3 separate regions of the Homo sapiens genome follow, and regions 1 and 3 are each linked to region 2. The links are chromatin loops, found by intact Hi-C in ENCODE. Cell type or tissue: PC-3. All regions are shown on one strand.

What was found. Peaks named below come from ENCODE experiments on the same cell type or tissue, not always from the same donor. Only the 100,000 strongest peaks of a DNase experiment are listed, where the experiment ranks them.
Region 1: a loop joins it to region 2, with 2.8 times the contacts of the local background. A loop is called at or near these places in 2 of 110 quality-filtered maps.
Region 3: a loop joins it to region 2, with 10 times the contacts of the local background. A loop is called at or near these places in 3 of 110 quality-filtered maps.

What each region holds. Positions count from the first base shown.
Region 1 is chr10:61,188,295-61,193,294 of GRCh38, reverse strand. No RefSeq gene overlaps it. Among named protein-coding and RNA genes, the nearest start is that of LINC00845, 170 kb to the right of the region's middle. In PC-3, a CTCF peak has its summit at 2,516 (motif pointing right); a DNase peak (open chromatin) is centred at 2,524.
Region 2 is chr10:61,268,528-61,273,527 of GRCh38, reverse strand. No RefSeq gene overlaps it. Among named protein-coding and RNA genes, the nearest start is that of TMEM26-AS1, 180 kb to the left of the region's middle. In PC-3, CTCF peaks have their summits at 963 and 1,985; a DNase peak (open chromatin) is centred at 1,897; H3K4me3 peaks cover 348 bases; H3K27ac peaks cover 347 bases.
Region 3 is chr10:61,590,761-61,595,760 of GRCh38, reverse strand. No RefSeq gene overlaps it. Among named protein-coding and RNA genes, the nearest start is that of CABCOCO1, 70 kb to the left of the region's middle. In PC-3, CTCF peaks have their summits at 2,767 and 2,972 (motif pointing right); DNase peaks (open chromatin) are centred at 2,980 and 4,640.

The DNA of each region.
Region 1 (5,000 bases), 80 kb after region 2:
TTGGAAGATTCAGAAGACAGGGAGATGTGGGAAAGTTTGGAACTTCCCTAGACACTTGTTGAATTGCTTTAACCAAAATGCTGATAGTAATATGAACAATGAAGTCCAGCCTGAGGTGATCTCAGATGAAGATGAGGAACTTGTTGGGAACTAGAGTAAAGGTCACTCTTGCTATGCTTTAGCAAGAGACTGTCAGCTGTTTGCCCCTACCCTAGAAATCTATGGAACTTTGAACTTGAGAGATGATTTAGGGTATCTGGCAGAAGAAATTTCTAAGAAGCAAAGCATTCAAGTGGTGACAGAAAATAAAAGTTTAGAAAATTTGCAGCCTGATGATGCAGTAGGAAAGAAAAGCCCATTTTCTGGGAAGAAATTCAAGTTGGCTGCAGAAATTTGCGTCAGTAATGAGGAGCCAAATGTTAATCACCAAGACAATGGGGAAAATGTCTCCAGGGCATGTCAGAGACCTTCACAGTAGCCCCTCCCATCACAGGCCTGGAAGACTAGGAGGGAAAAATAGTTTCCTGGGCCAGTTCTAGGGGCCCCCTGCTGTGTGCAGCCTCTGGAGTTGGTGCCCTGCACCCCAGCCACTCCAGCCATGGCTAAAAGGGGCCAAGGTACAGTTCTGGCCATTGCTTCCGAGGGTGCAAGCTCCAAGCCTTGGCAGCTTCCACATGGTGTTGGTTCTGTGAGTATGCAGAAGACAAGAACTGAGGTTCAGGAAACTTTGGCTGGATGTATGAAAATGCCTGGATGTTCAGACAGAAGTTTACTGCAGGGATGGAGCCCTTGTGGGAGAACCTCTGCTAGGGCAGAGCAGAAGGGAAATGTGGGGTTGAAGTCCCCGCACAGAGTCCCCACTGTTGCACTGACCAGTGGAGCAAAGAAAAGAGGGCTATAGTCCTCCATACCCCAGAATGGTAGATCCACCAACAGCTTGCACTATGCATGCACCTGGAAAAGCCATAGACACTCAACGCCAGCCCATGAAAGCAGCTAGGAGGGGAGCTGTACCCTGCAAAGCCACACAGGGGTGGAGATGCCCAAAGCCATGGGAGCCCACCTGTTGCATTAGCGTGACCTGGATGTGAGACATGGAGTCCAAGAAGATCATTTTGGAACTTTAAGGTTTAATGACTGCCCTATTGGATTTCAGACTTGCATGGGGCCTGTAGCCCCTTTGTTTCGGTCAGTTTCTGCCATTTGAAACAGGTGTGTTTTCCCAATGTCTGTACCCCTGTTGTATCTAGGAAGTAACTAACTAGCTGTTGATTTTATAGGCTCATAGGCAGAGGGGACTTACCTTGTCTCAGATGAGATTTTGGACTTGGTTTTTTGGGTTAATGCTGGAATGAGCTAAGACTTTGAGGGACTGTTGGAAAGGCATGATTGTGTTTGGAAATGAGAGGATATGAGATTTGGGAGGGGCCAGGAGCAGAAAGATACAGTTTGGCTGTGTCCCCACCAAAATCTCCTCTTGAATTGTAGCTCCCATAATCCCCACATATCTTGGGAGGGACCCAGTGGGTGGTAATTGAATCATGGAAGCAGTTACCCCCATGCTGTTCTCGTGATAGTGACTGTGTGTGTATGCCTGAATGACTTTCATATTCTTTTGTGCTCCTAGAACCTAATTTTTGGTTTTTGGAAAATTCAAAGAATGGAGAATCAAATCAAGAGATAGAAAACGTCATGCTATTCTGATATATAGAACTCAAACATTTTTGTTGAAAAATAAATATGACCACTTTCACCAAAGATTTGAAGAGTATTTCCTACTTATTGATACTTTATAAGGATGGTGATGATGACAATGCTAAAGGGTGTATTCTGAAGCAAAAGCAGTGTCAGCCCAACTTCATGTGCTCTAAAAAAAAAAATGAGACGAAAGGACCACAGGCAGGGGGAGGACTGTGACCCCTCCATCCCTTCCCCTGGAGTTCCATTAATATAGTGGCCTTGAATTCCATGAGGAAATGCACCCTCTTGAGGAGCAATGAGGAGAAAATTTGTAGTTGATGCCTAGGAGAGGAAATTTAAATCGGGAATACTAGTATCTGTGAACATGCACATTCAAGCAACTAAGCAATGACTAGCTGACAAGCACCAGTTATGTTTGAAGAATTATAGTTAAGGATCCTGATGAAATTGTTTTTACTCCTATTCCTGGGAAAATGGAATTAACTCCAATAAGAGTAAATCTGTAGATTTAGCCCATAGAAGACAGCTAGATTTCTTGCAGAAATCGGGGTTTTTCCTTCTGAACTTCTCCCAGAGCATTCTCTGTTTATGGGGAGTCTGGGTGAATATCTCAGCAGCGTGTTTACTGCTGTGTATCTTGTAGTCACATCCCCAAAGTACTTTTCCAGCTGTGGTTTCTACTGGTTGTAACAAACCTGTGATAAAAGCCAGATGTTTGATGAAGAGCCTGAGGCACAGATAAGTTAAGCCATTTTTCAGAGCTTACACAGCTGCTGAGTTTAGCGGTAGACCTGAAATTGGACCCAGTCCCTTCTCTACCAGCCTGGCCTCCAGATGGCAGCACAAGGTGAGTGTTCACAAATAAGAATAGTAAAGAATGACTGTTGGCCGGGCGTGCTGGCTCACGCCTGTAATCCCAGCACTTTGGGGGAGCTGAGGCGGGCGGATCACGAGGTCAGGAGATCGAGATCATCCTAGCTAACACGGTGAAACCCCGTCTCCACTAAAAAAAATACAAAAAATTAGCCAGGCGTGGTGGTGGATGCCTGTGGCCCCAGCTACTCAGGAGGCTGAGGCAGGAGAATGACGTGAACCCGGGAGGCAGAGCTTGCAGTGAGCGGAGATCGCGCCACTGCACTCCAGCCTGGGTGACAGAGCGAGATTCCATCTCAAAAAAAAAAAAAAAAAAAAAAAAAGAATCACTGTTTGGTCACCGATGTGGGCTATTTTATTTCCAGTGAAAATAGGGATGAGAGCAATCACAAAAGCATTGATAAGCATCTTCTTCTGAGGCTTTACCAATTATTCATGTTATTCATGACCAAGGTAGAGCAAAGCAAATAGCTTCATTGCTACCACTTATTATGTGCCTGCTGTATCCATTGAAATGTAATATACACCATACATGTATTTTTTTGCTCAGTTATTACTTAAATTTGTAAGGAAGATATTTATTCTCCCCATATTACAGATGAAGAAACTGAGACCCAGAAAAAAGAAATAACTTGCTTTCATGTAGATGTAACTATAATATGTCTGAGTCTGTATCATTTACGATTCTGCATTCATGCTGGACTGTATTCCCTATGCTTACCTCACTAGCGGAGTCATTAAGAACCTATAGCCCACAGGAGACCACAGCTGCTGTCAAGCAGGTGTGGCTATTAATTTGCAGCTTCCATTGTCCCTGAGCTATTTCCAGGAAAAAACCAGGAGGACACAGCTTTCACAGCACTTCTTTGCCTACAAACTGCTACAGGCTTTGGCATGATCAAAGCATGTGTCTTCACCAACCACGTAACCTGCCTGTGTGGTTCTACATCTGGACACAGCTGTGAAAAGTACAGCCTGCAGCTCGGATCCTTGGCCTCTGGTGGAGTGTCCTTCTCATTCCCGGTAGGTACAAGTGACTTCATGCAACATTTCACGTTATTTTATTTTGAGACAGAGTATCACTCTGTCTCCCAGGCTGGAGTAAAATGGTATGATCTCGGCTCACTGCAACCTCCGCCTCCCAGATTCAAGTGATTATCCTGCCTCAGCCTCCCCAGTAGCTGGGATTACAGGCAACTGCCACCATGCCTGGCTAATTTTTGTATTTTTAGTAGAGGCGGGGTTTCACCATGTTGTCTAGACTGGTCTCGAACTCCTGACCTCAAGTGATCCACCTGCTTCAGCCTCCCAAAGTGCCGGGATTACAGGTGTGAGCCACTGTGTCCGGCCTCATTTCACCTTCTTTAAACTTGTTTTCAAGGAAGGCATTACTCTCATTCTCATCAAAGTGTAAAATTTTCTGCAAGGAGTTAGAAGAGTTACTCTTTTCCTAAGAAAATGGATGTGAGGGGGAGACAAGCATGCTGTCACTTTACTGAACGATGGCAGTTCTAGGCATTGGGAGAAAAGCTGTTTTTTATATTTATCATTAACAACATTTCCTTGACTGCATATCTGCACATAGGTAATTTGAAATAACACCCAACAAGAAAAAAAAATTAAGAATTAACCAGACTAAAAACATGGACCCTAATCTGAACAAAATCCAGTGATTATATTTTATTGACTAATAAAAAATTTTTTAATGTTTAAGTTTTTTGTGGTCATTTTTTATCACTCATAAAGGTGGTCCCTAGGCAACCATGATTATGGCTTGCACTTGATTAAACATTGTGGTCACTTGATCCAAGCTGAGCCAATCAGGTTCCTCTTCCTGGTGAGCTGGAATCACAATTAAAATTCTATTCAAGTGCAGGCTTCTCTCTTGACCTCAGGAGTTGTGAGGAGGCTGTCTGCTGACATAGTGAGAAATCCAGTCTGCAGGGGGAGAAGGGATGGAGTGGAAAGCAGGAATGGGAAACTAAAAGTGTGTCTTCCTGAAGTTCTGGGGCCTTGCCTTTTCCTGGCTCCAAATCCTTTCTGAGTCCATGTTCCAGGGCTCTATGGGATGCCTCAATTTTTGTGTAAAGACGAACCAAAATATGGTGGAAGCACAGAGGGAGGCATCGTTTTCTTAAACTGAATTTGTTAGCCACATTATGTAGTTTCAAAGGACAAAAACTATGAGATAGTGGGAAAAACTGGTCAAAAAATGTTGATGCCATGAAATGTTGAATCCCAGTGCCATTATTTGGCCAATTTATTTCATCTTTCTGAAGTTCACTATCCCCATTTATAAATGAGGATTATGTTTTCAATCTCATAGGATTTTTGTAAAAATTAACTCACATATGTATAGTAGGTGGGTCTAGCTGTAATGATTAGACCTAACACCTGGAGAAAAGTTACAGGATGGGCAAAGGTCA
Region 2 (5,000 bases):
TCATACACATTTCTGCCTAAGCTTGCAACCATCCACATCCGAGGAGTAGGAAATAGCATTTAAAGACTACAAGCTGCATGCCACATATGCTTATTATTAATAACTTGATCACTGTTTCTAGGCCTTTTCAGTGGGCAAAACTAGAAGCCAACTTTCATGTAATTTCCTTATTCCTCATTCCCTCATTTAAAACATAGTCATATTATCTGCATTGTCAGAGCATGTAGACATTACATACTAGACTGCCTCATTTATAGTGTATTTTTGGTCTTGATTGTACAAGTATATTGATATTTAATGTTCTTTACCCATGCTTTCAGTAAATTTGGTTGTCTGAAGCTCATATTTTAGTACAGGGATTTTTTAAAACTTTATAATAATCTTTCATGGAACAATACTTTAGTAAAATACAATGAAAACAAATTACTTGAGAAATGATTCATGTACTTGGATGTCATGGCAATGTCAAAGTGCCATAAAAGTTTTGAACACTTGCTCTTAAATCCATTCTTATTTCTTTGTGGTTTGGTAGACTCCTTAAGAAGAGCACATGAGAACAATGTTCTCTGTGTTTTTGCATGTTGACATCAATTGACCATAGGCTTTTTGTACTTAAAGGTCAGTTTGGCTGAACATAAGATTCTTGGCTGACATTTTCTTCTTGTGAGTATCTTAAATATATTACTATAATATTTTTGGCCCTAAAAGTATGTCTGTTAAAAATTCTGATGACAATCTAACTTTCTTTCTACTTATCTTTTTGGTGGGATAGCCTAAAGATATTTATTTTAAAGGATGGTGTTGGCCATTATGGGTCAAATTTCAAGTCCTCTTAATACATAATTTCTAATTGTTTTTATTTTAGGAAAGTTTTCAAATTATAATTTCTCTTCAGAGATTCCTTTTATATAACAGTAGTTACCAAATTTGTTGTATCATGGAAGCAGCAGTCTGGCAAAAACAATGGAGTGTTTCACAGAATAATATTTTTAGATGTATAAAGGAGAACATACAGCATTTCAAAGGAAACTAATTATATTGAAATACAGTTGTCAAAATAATTTAAAATTATGTTGCAGTTATTAACTCTTTATTAACTATTAAGTAATGAGATATAGTTCTTAATTAATGAGATCTAAATATAGTTAACAACTACAAATTGAAAAAAGTGATGAGCATAAATGGTATTTGGAGCTGTTTTTCCAAACTGTAATTTGGCATTTTGACTTTTGTGATCATTTTTGGTGATAAAATCGTAGATACTGTCAGTACTACTGTGGTTTGGTGCATATGTTGATAATTAAAGAAAAACGTTAAATTTCAGCCAGAGGTCAGTAAAAATATATACATAATATATTTCTTAACCAAGTTCATTGCACCACCTAAATTTTACCCATAAACCCTGACATCCATGGACCCTGGGTTAGGAACCCCTGTATTAGACATACGTTGAAATTTCTAAACCATCATTTTCTCTCAGGTGCTTTATTTTTTTAACGCTTTATTTACATCATTTTGATTAAAATTTTTTTTCTTCCTTTCTATGTTCTGTTTCTCTCATTGCACTATTCTGTTTATTTGCTTTTGTGTTCCTCTTGGCTCAACTTCTTTAGTGAAATGATTTTATTTATTTCTAGTTTTTTCTCAACTTATGTAACTCTAATTTTAAATCTTCCTTAATCATCTCATTTCTGAGTTATTCTATTTGTGATTTCTTGTCACAGCTTCTACCATTAGCTTGGTTTATTTTAGCTCATTTTGAAATACCGGGCTTCAGTCTTCATCTGTTTTTGAGGGCATGTCATTCTTTGTGCCTCCCAGGTCATAGGGAATTCATTCTGCTTCTCATTCTTCTGAGACTGCATACTTTTTGCTTTGCTCATGCTTAAGTAAATGAGTTTTTGTGTACTTTTAGGAGGGAGGAAAGGGCGAAGTAACTTTTCTAGACTCATGACTCTAGGACTCCCTCTTCTGTTTCTTACCTTAAAGTAACTTAAATATACATAGGCTTGCATTTTGTGGAATCTCTCTCTTCTATTCCCTAATCCCTTTTCATCTGGAGTTTTCTTTTTTTCTTTTTTATTTTTTTCCTGCTCTTTTTGTCCCTGTTCTTCTCAATGTGAAGCTCATGCTAACAATTTCTCCTGGAAGGGAAGGTTGGCTTGTTATCATCAATGGCTTAGAGGGCCCAGATTATTCCAGCACCATTAGATCCTATCAAACATGGTCCCCTTGCTCTCACCCATGATTCAGAGCCTGCAAGACTCTTACCCAGTTCAGTCGTTTTCCAGTGTATATCTATAAGAAATATGGAATATTCTGGTATCAGAATCCTCACAACCCACATTGTCTTTCTTTTACTTCCTTCTACAGAGATGCTGATACTGCTCATGTCTGATGGCTCTCAGGGCTTTTTTCTAATCCCTTATATTTTGGAGTCTTTGGAAATAGCTTAACATTTAGTTATATATAGAGATAGATAGATAGATAGCAGATATGAATAGATACTGTCTATGGATTTTTTTGAATTTTTTATCATAGTGGCTCTATTGGTTTTATATAGGGCAGTGATTCTCCACTGGGGATAACTTTGTCCCCCAAAGGAATTAACCAATATCAGTGGCAGTTTTGGCTTTCACACTGGAGGAGAGGTAATACTAGCATCTAGTGGACAAAGACCAGGGATGCTATTAAACATGCACAGGACAGTCCTTCACAACTAAAACTTATCCAGTCTAAATGTCAATAGTGGTGAGGTTGAGAAACCCTGGTCTATGGGAATTTGGGGGGATTCAAAAAGTAAGCCACAACTGATACCCTCCCAGCTGCCTCCCAACCTCCTCATCAGTTCTTCATTTAAAAAAATGTATTCACTTCTATCCGTTATTATTAATCCCCTTGTTCAGACCCATGTTTTTTTTGTTTGTTTTTTGTTTTTGTTTTTGTTTTTGTTTTTGTTTTGAGTTGGAGTTTCGCTCTTGTTGCCCAGGCTGGAGTGCAATGGCACCATCTTGGCTCACTGCAACCTCCGCCTCCCAGGTTCAAGCGATTATCCTGCCTCAGCCTCTGCAGTAGTTGGGATTACAGGCATGCACCACCATACCCAGCTAATTTTGTATTTTTAGTAGAGACAGGGTTTCTCCATGTTGGCCAGGTGGGTCTCGAACTCCCGACCTCAGGTGATTCACCCACCTCGGCCTCCCAAAGTGCTGGAATTACAGGCCTGAGCCACTGCGCCAGGGCAGGCCCATGATTTTTTTTCACCTGAGCTATTATGCTACTGTGGCCTGAAGACTGAAGCTGCTCTTGCACTCTTTCCTGTCCAAATCATCTTACCCATGATGCCAGAGTAATTCTCCCAAAGTGCAGCTCACATCATGCCAAACATCTGCTTAAAGAGATTCTGTAACTTGCTAGTACCTTGTAAATAAGGTTTAATCTCATTATCTGGAGATTCAAAATTTTCAGTGCTCTGTCCCAATTTATCTCCCTGAATTTACTCCCTCTATTCCTGATGCATATAACCTGCAATGCAGCCAAGTAGGAATTGCCACTGTTGGACAAAAATGTCTCTTTTTTCTCTATTCTTTGTTAGACAACTTTCTTACTTTGTAGTGCCTTACCATCCCTCCAGCCCCACCCCAAACCTCCCTTTACAAGAAACCTTCTCCCTGTTCCTCTTTTTCTCCCCTGCACACTCCAACCAATAATGCCTCTCCCTCTTGAGTATCTTAGCATTTTTGATACACTTGTCTTATAGCATTTAAATTATTTTTATATATAATATAAAAAATAATAAATATAAATTATATATTTTACATATACAAGTAGGATGTATATGTATCCTAGTATGTTATATTTTTGTGGTGAGAGAAGATTGTGTATTTTTTCCTTTTGGTATGGCATTTTCCACAGCACCTGACTGAAACTATCCCCACAGGACTAACAAGAATTACATGCCAGATTCTGGGCAGAAATATAGTTATAATTAAGCATTAATCTGGTTTGCACTTTGTCCCACTTCTTTGTGGCTAAAATTCAATCTGTAAAAATCACTACAGAACTGCCATCCCCCTTTGCTACCTTTGTCCAGTGTCAAGTCTCTTCCTTCCCTCCCCAGAGATAACCACCATCTTGAACTTACCATTTCCTTGCATGGAATGATTCTGACCATTTGCATCCCCGGTTTTCTTATAGATAGGACTCTGACATTGGAATCATAAGGCTTCTGTTTAATCATTGCTTTAGATGTTTTTCAGACTCAAATTCCAGCAACTCCCACAGACTCCCACAGATGAATGGGATCAGCATGAGAATACAGCTGATTCATCTCCCTGTTTCTTGACTTCACCCTGCACTCGTCAACCAATCAATGATCACTCTTCAACCCACTCCAAAACCCTTAAAAGCCCTAACACTAAATTCCTTAGAGAGATGGATTTGAGGTTCCCTGCCATCTCCTCATTTGGTGACCTTACAATGAAACCTCTTTCTCTGCTGCAACCCAGTGTCTCAGCATAGTGACTTGCTGTGTGCTTCTGGCAATGAACCTATTCTGTTTACATAACAAAGGTTTACCCTGAGTAGATGCTCAGTAATATTTGTTAAATAAATAAGTGCATAGAATTGAGACCTAAAAAGTTTAAGACCATCTACAATTCATCTCTCTCATTAATGATAGAAACTAGAAGACATTAAATCAAAACTATGGTAATTTGTTTTTGTATTAGGGTTCTACAGAGAGGCAGAACCTGTAGGATATATTATAAACATACAGAAAGAGATTTATTATGAGGGATTGCCTTATGTAATTATAGAGGCTGAGAAATCTCACAGTCTGCTGTCTGCACATTAGAGTAAAAGCTTGGAGGAAAACTGAGGGTATAGTTTCAATCAAAACCTGAAGCACTGAGAACCAGAGGAGCCGATGAAGTCCTGGTCCAAACCCAAAGGTTTGAGAACTTTGGGGGCTGATGATGTAAGTCCTGCTCTGAGTCTGA
Region 3 (5,000 bases), 320 kb before region 2:
GTCCAGTTCCTTCAAATTTATTCCCCAAATGGTGATCACAGCTGAGAGTTTATCTGTAATATTTATGATGATGATGGTAGTAATGGGAAATATTTATGGAGCTTTTATTGCATGGCAGGCATTGGGGTTTCATTTAAGCCTCCCAGTAATCCTGTGCAGCAAATACTGTTATTACCTCCATTTTATGTTTGAGAAAAAGAAAATAGACTTGGAACAGTTCAATGACACACAACGTCACATCAAACAAATAAGTGGTTAAACTACATTTGTGTAGGGAAGGCTAGCATCGTGATGATTTTTTCCCTCGTATACTTCGTGGTTGCTTGTATGCTTTCATGGCTGATTCTGTTGCAATTTGGCATTTATATTATCAATTGGTGAGCTGGTCACTACTGAATCTTTTCTATTCCATAAATAATGATTTCATTTTGAAGAAATGAGATGGATAAAAGATAAGGGGAAAAAACCTGTCACTACAAGCATACAATCATAGACATTTTAGAATTAAAAGTTTCCTTAAGGATGATTAAGAAAACATTAAGGAATCTGAGGCACAGAAGCATTAACTGACTTGGTCAAGGTCAAACAGCTAGTTACATAATCGCATTTTCCTTTGTCAAAGAAGTTAAGTGTTTTAAGTAATTTATTTTAATGTTGAGAGATCTTTATAAATCCTCCTGCATTACTTAGATAAATAATTCTGCACTAAAATTGTTTTTCAGTAATTTTGTTTGGCTATTTGAGTGTGTGTTTTTCATAATCTCTAACGCTGAATTTCTCATCAATTCAGGCCTCCAGATTTTATTAGGTTTTGCGTGCTCAGGAAATAACACCATCAAAGCGGAGTTATCTCCACATACGCAGGACAATTATATTGATATATCATGCGCTGTATTTTAATTTCAAAATTATTGCCTCATTGTTTTTTCCTGGAGCCCAGTTTTATTTCTTTCTTCTTATCATTAAAGGTACAGCAACAACTAATTCACCCTTAAAAAGAAGAAGAGAAAAGAAAAGGTTTGCTTAAAAAAATGTAGCTAGAAAAATCTCCCACAGAGTGAATTCCCACAGTGTTACGGAGAATGTAAATTTAGCCCAGTGTGATTCAAACAATCAAGTTAGGAATTTTAATTTAATGGTTTGTTCCTTTGAATTGTTAGAAACTCACCTCATTGTGCAAGTTGTGTTTGAATTGGAGAAAATTGAACTAAAATGTGTTGAATTTGCCCCAATCAGGTTATTCTAGGAGGTCCAATTCACAGGACTAGAAAGAATGAATCAACATATCCAACAAAAGGAGGCTTGAATGATTTCACTTTAATAATAATGACTCTATTATCCCTCAATATTTTAGAATTTAAATATTTGGTTTCTGTGGAGACTATCTTGTCTTAGTAGTTTTAACAGGGTTGCGGAATTATCTCCTTTTCATTTCAACATAACCCAGAGTCCCAGGTTTTTGGTACGTTGGTCAGAAACCTCAGTGCCTCACAGTTTAGAGGGCTTGTGAATCAGTTTGGCGGCAAATAAAATGCTGGAGGAGATTGAAAAAAACGTTGGAAGAAACTGCAGATAAGAAAAAGGACCAAGTATTTTTTTGTGATATCTTAGGGAATAGTTTAACAGGGCTAATGGGTCTAGAGAATCATGGCTCATGTTTGGAATTATAATAGTAAAATTTGGTAAAATATAGCGCTTTTCTTAGAAAGTAAGAAAACATACAAAAAGCTCATCAAGAGGAAAGTAACTTGGTTATAAACCTTTTTACTTGTTTACCCATAGAGAAAGAAATGTTAATACAGTGAGCTCTTTGACAGTAAAATGGAGTTCTTACCACTTAGAGGCTTTAAAAGTTAGGTTGGGTAGGGACCTCATAGCCACATATATTATTCAATTTCACTTCAAATACATTGACACTAAGGCTCCAGGATAGTGTGTTATGCCAAGGATCACACTGGTACTGACTGAGTTAGAAAAGGTATTTCCTTTCCCTTCATACCATGATGTCTTCCTGCCTTCTCTCTGGAGTGCTTGTGACTGAAATAACTGTCATTGCTCCTGAGTCCCTTTCTTTGAATATAATGTTGGTGTTAGTTTATGGTGTGCATGTCTGTCCTTTCCAAGGGCCATGGTCATGTCACACATATAGTGGCATAATTATTCCAACCACAAATACTAACTGTATAGTGGCTCAGGATCTCTTCACTGCTTGGTGGTTCTGAAAGACCCAAACTCTTTTAAAACAGATCCAGCTCCTGCATTACGGTAACTGGGTTCCTTTTGCCATGTGAGATGACATATTCACAGGTTCCTGGGATTGAAACCTAGACATCTTTGGGGAGTCATGATTCTATGTACCACTCATAGTTCATCACTTTTTGTCATTTGATTGCTAACTCACCTTAACTACTTTCACACACGGATATCCATTGTGCACAATATCTTCCTTAACTCCCCAAATAGGAAAGCTAGATGTAGTTATCCCGTTGTCTGGAAGAGGCAATGGAGCTTCAGAAACATTACATTAGTTGTCCATGAGCATAGAAAGAGGCAGGGGAGCTGGGATTCAAACGCTGTGTGTCTGATTTGAAGTCTGGAGTTTTAACGCATTAACTTTAAGGTCCTCAGGCTTCATTCACAATAAGGCAGTGATTTTTCAAATTTACTTTAGCAGCAAAACCTTATGTTAAATGAAATCTTACACATGTAACCAATATGTCCCACTTCACCATGTAGGAGTTCAAACCCAGGTCATCTCTCTTTTCATATTCAAATTAAATGGTGCTAAGTTCCCTCGTGGTGTCATGAAAATGTTTCTCTTTTCTACTTGGACCCTTCCTTCCCATAACAAACCCAACAATGCTAAAAGTGTATATTCAGTCCATGACATGTAAGACACCACATGAAGAAAAAATCCAAAATAGCCTAATGCATTTACCAGGAGCCAAGACCTCTACTGCTGTCATTGCTGTTGCTGCCACATGGTGTCACTGGTGGAGACTGTAGTCCCTAAGCCATGGCAGTTGTGTGTCCATGGAATACCACAGCAGAGACCTACCTGCACACACTACCATTTTTTGGCTGGTGGTAGACTGTAGATGTGAGGGGTGAATGGAAACTTCTTTTGCTCTGTGTTAGGCAGAGCTATGGTCATCTGTGCTCCTGCTCATATGGCGCTACCATTTAGGTAATTGCCCTTTCATAACACAATCTACAGCCATTGGTCCAAAGCATTCTCACCCACAGTGTCTGGGAAGCTAGGGCATGAAGGTTTTCCTGTCTCAGAGATAGTTCATATCCCAAACCAGCCTCCCTTATACATCAACACCCTAACCCATGAGATTAGAGGAAATCCTCTTTTGGGCCCACAGTCTGTCCCAATTAATGCATCCAAATGAGTGACATTTCTTTAGACATGCTAGAACTAGATTAGGCTCCAAGGAATAGAAAAAAAATTAAATCACCAAATGAATAAGACACAGGTTGATTTCTTTCTCATATTGCATCTTGGTGCTCCACCGTGTGTTCCTTACTTTCCGAAGGTCAACTCACAGTTCCAGATGTTCACAAAATCTGAAAGCTATAGGCATCGCATCCAATATTTCAGCCAGAAGGAAGCAGGAAAGGGCAGGAGAGAGAATGACACTTCCTTTAAGGATACTTTACATCCTACTTTCTATAACTTAGATGGTCAGATGACCACTCTTACCTGCAAGGAAGCATGGGCAATGTGAATTTTATTCTGAGTGCCCACATGTCCTGCTAAAATTGGAGGATGCTGTTCTTAAGGAAAAAAAATCACAACCAGCAGTATCCATTTTAAGAGGGAGCATCCTTCCTTATTACATAGTCACCCCAGTTGATAAAACAGTTGGGAGCAGATTGCTCTGGTTGAAGCAACAGTAGTTTCTGGAGTCCTGCCCACTCAGCCTTCTATACCTGTGCTCTGGTCCTTGAGACGGTGATAAGAAAAATGGGACTACAGAGCTCAGCTGGAAAACCATTGTACAGAGATGACAGCTTGCAGCTCAAAGGGTTACCTGCTTCCTGCTTTTGACAAACACATTTACTTATTTTTCATGATAAATTTAAAACTTATGGAAAAATTAAGGAATAGTATAGCAATAATAATATGCCTGCTACCCAGATTCACCCTCATCACATAAGGTACCAGTGTTGTTTAAAAAATATAAGGCATTTTGGATTCTTCTAGAATTCCTTTGAACCACCACACAGCCTCATTGTACACTTTCTTCATGTCTATGGCCAACACTGCTCTCCCCAGCTTGTATCATAATACTGGGAGGTATCCTTCTAGCTCATTATTTTTCCCAATTAGCTAGAGTCCATATTTATTTTTATTTCCTTTGTTCTTACCTAATGTCCTTTTTCAGTACCAGGATTCCATACAGGGATGTCACATGATATTTAGGAGTTTACTAGTCATGTCTCCTTTGGGTCCTCTTGTGGTGACAGATTCTCATACTTTACTCGTTTTTGATGGCTTTCATAATTCTGGTTAGGTATTTTATAGGACGCCTCTCTACTTGGATTTATCTGCTGTTTTTGTCACGACTAGGGTTATGGAAAGGTTTGGTGGAGGAAGACCACAGAGGTAAAATGCCATTTTTATTATGTCATACCAAGGGTACATTTTATCGACATGATTTATGACTGTTGATACTCACCTTAATCACCTGGCTGAGGTAGTATTTGCCAGATTTCTCCATTGTAAAGTTACTCTTTTATCCTCCTTTTTCCATGCTGTACTCTTTGGAAGGAAATCAGTAAGCCCAGCTCACACTGAAGCAGTAGGGAATGAAGCTCCCCTGCCCCAACTTGAGGAAGGAATATCTTCTACATCTAGGATATAGCATTTGGAATGCTTCTGTGTGAGGGATTTATTGCTTCTCTCCCATTTATTTATCCAACCATTTATTTATGTCAGTATGGATTCTCGGTTATTTATTTTATACTTTGGGTCCAATTCTACTTTATTT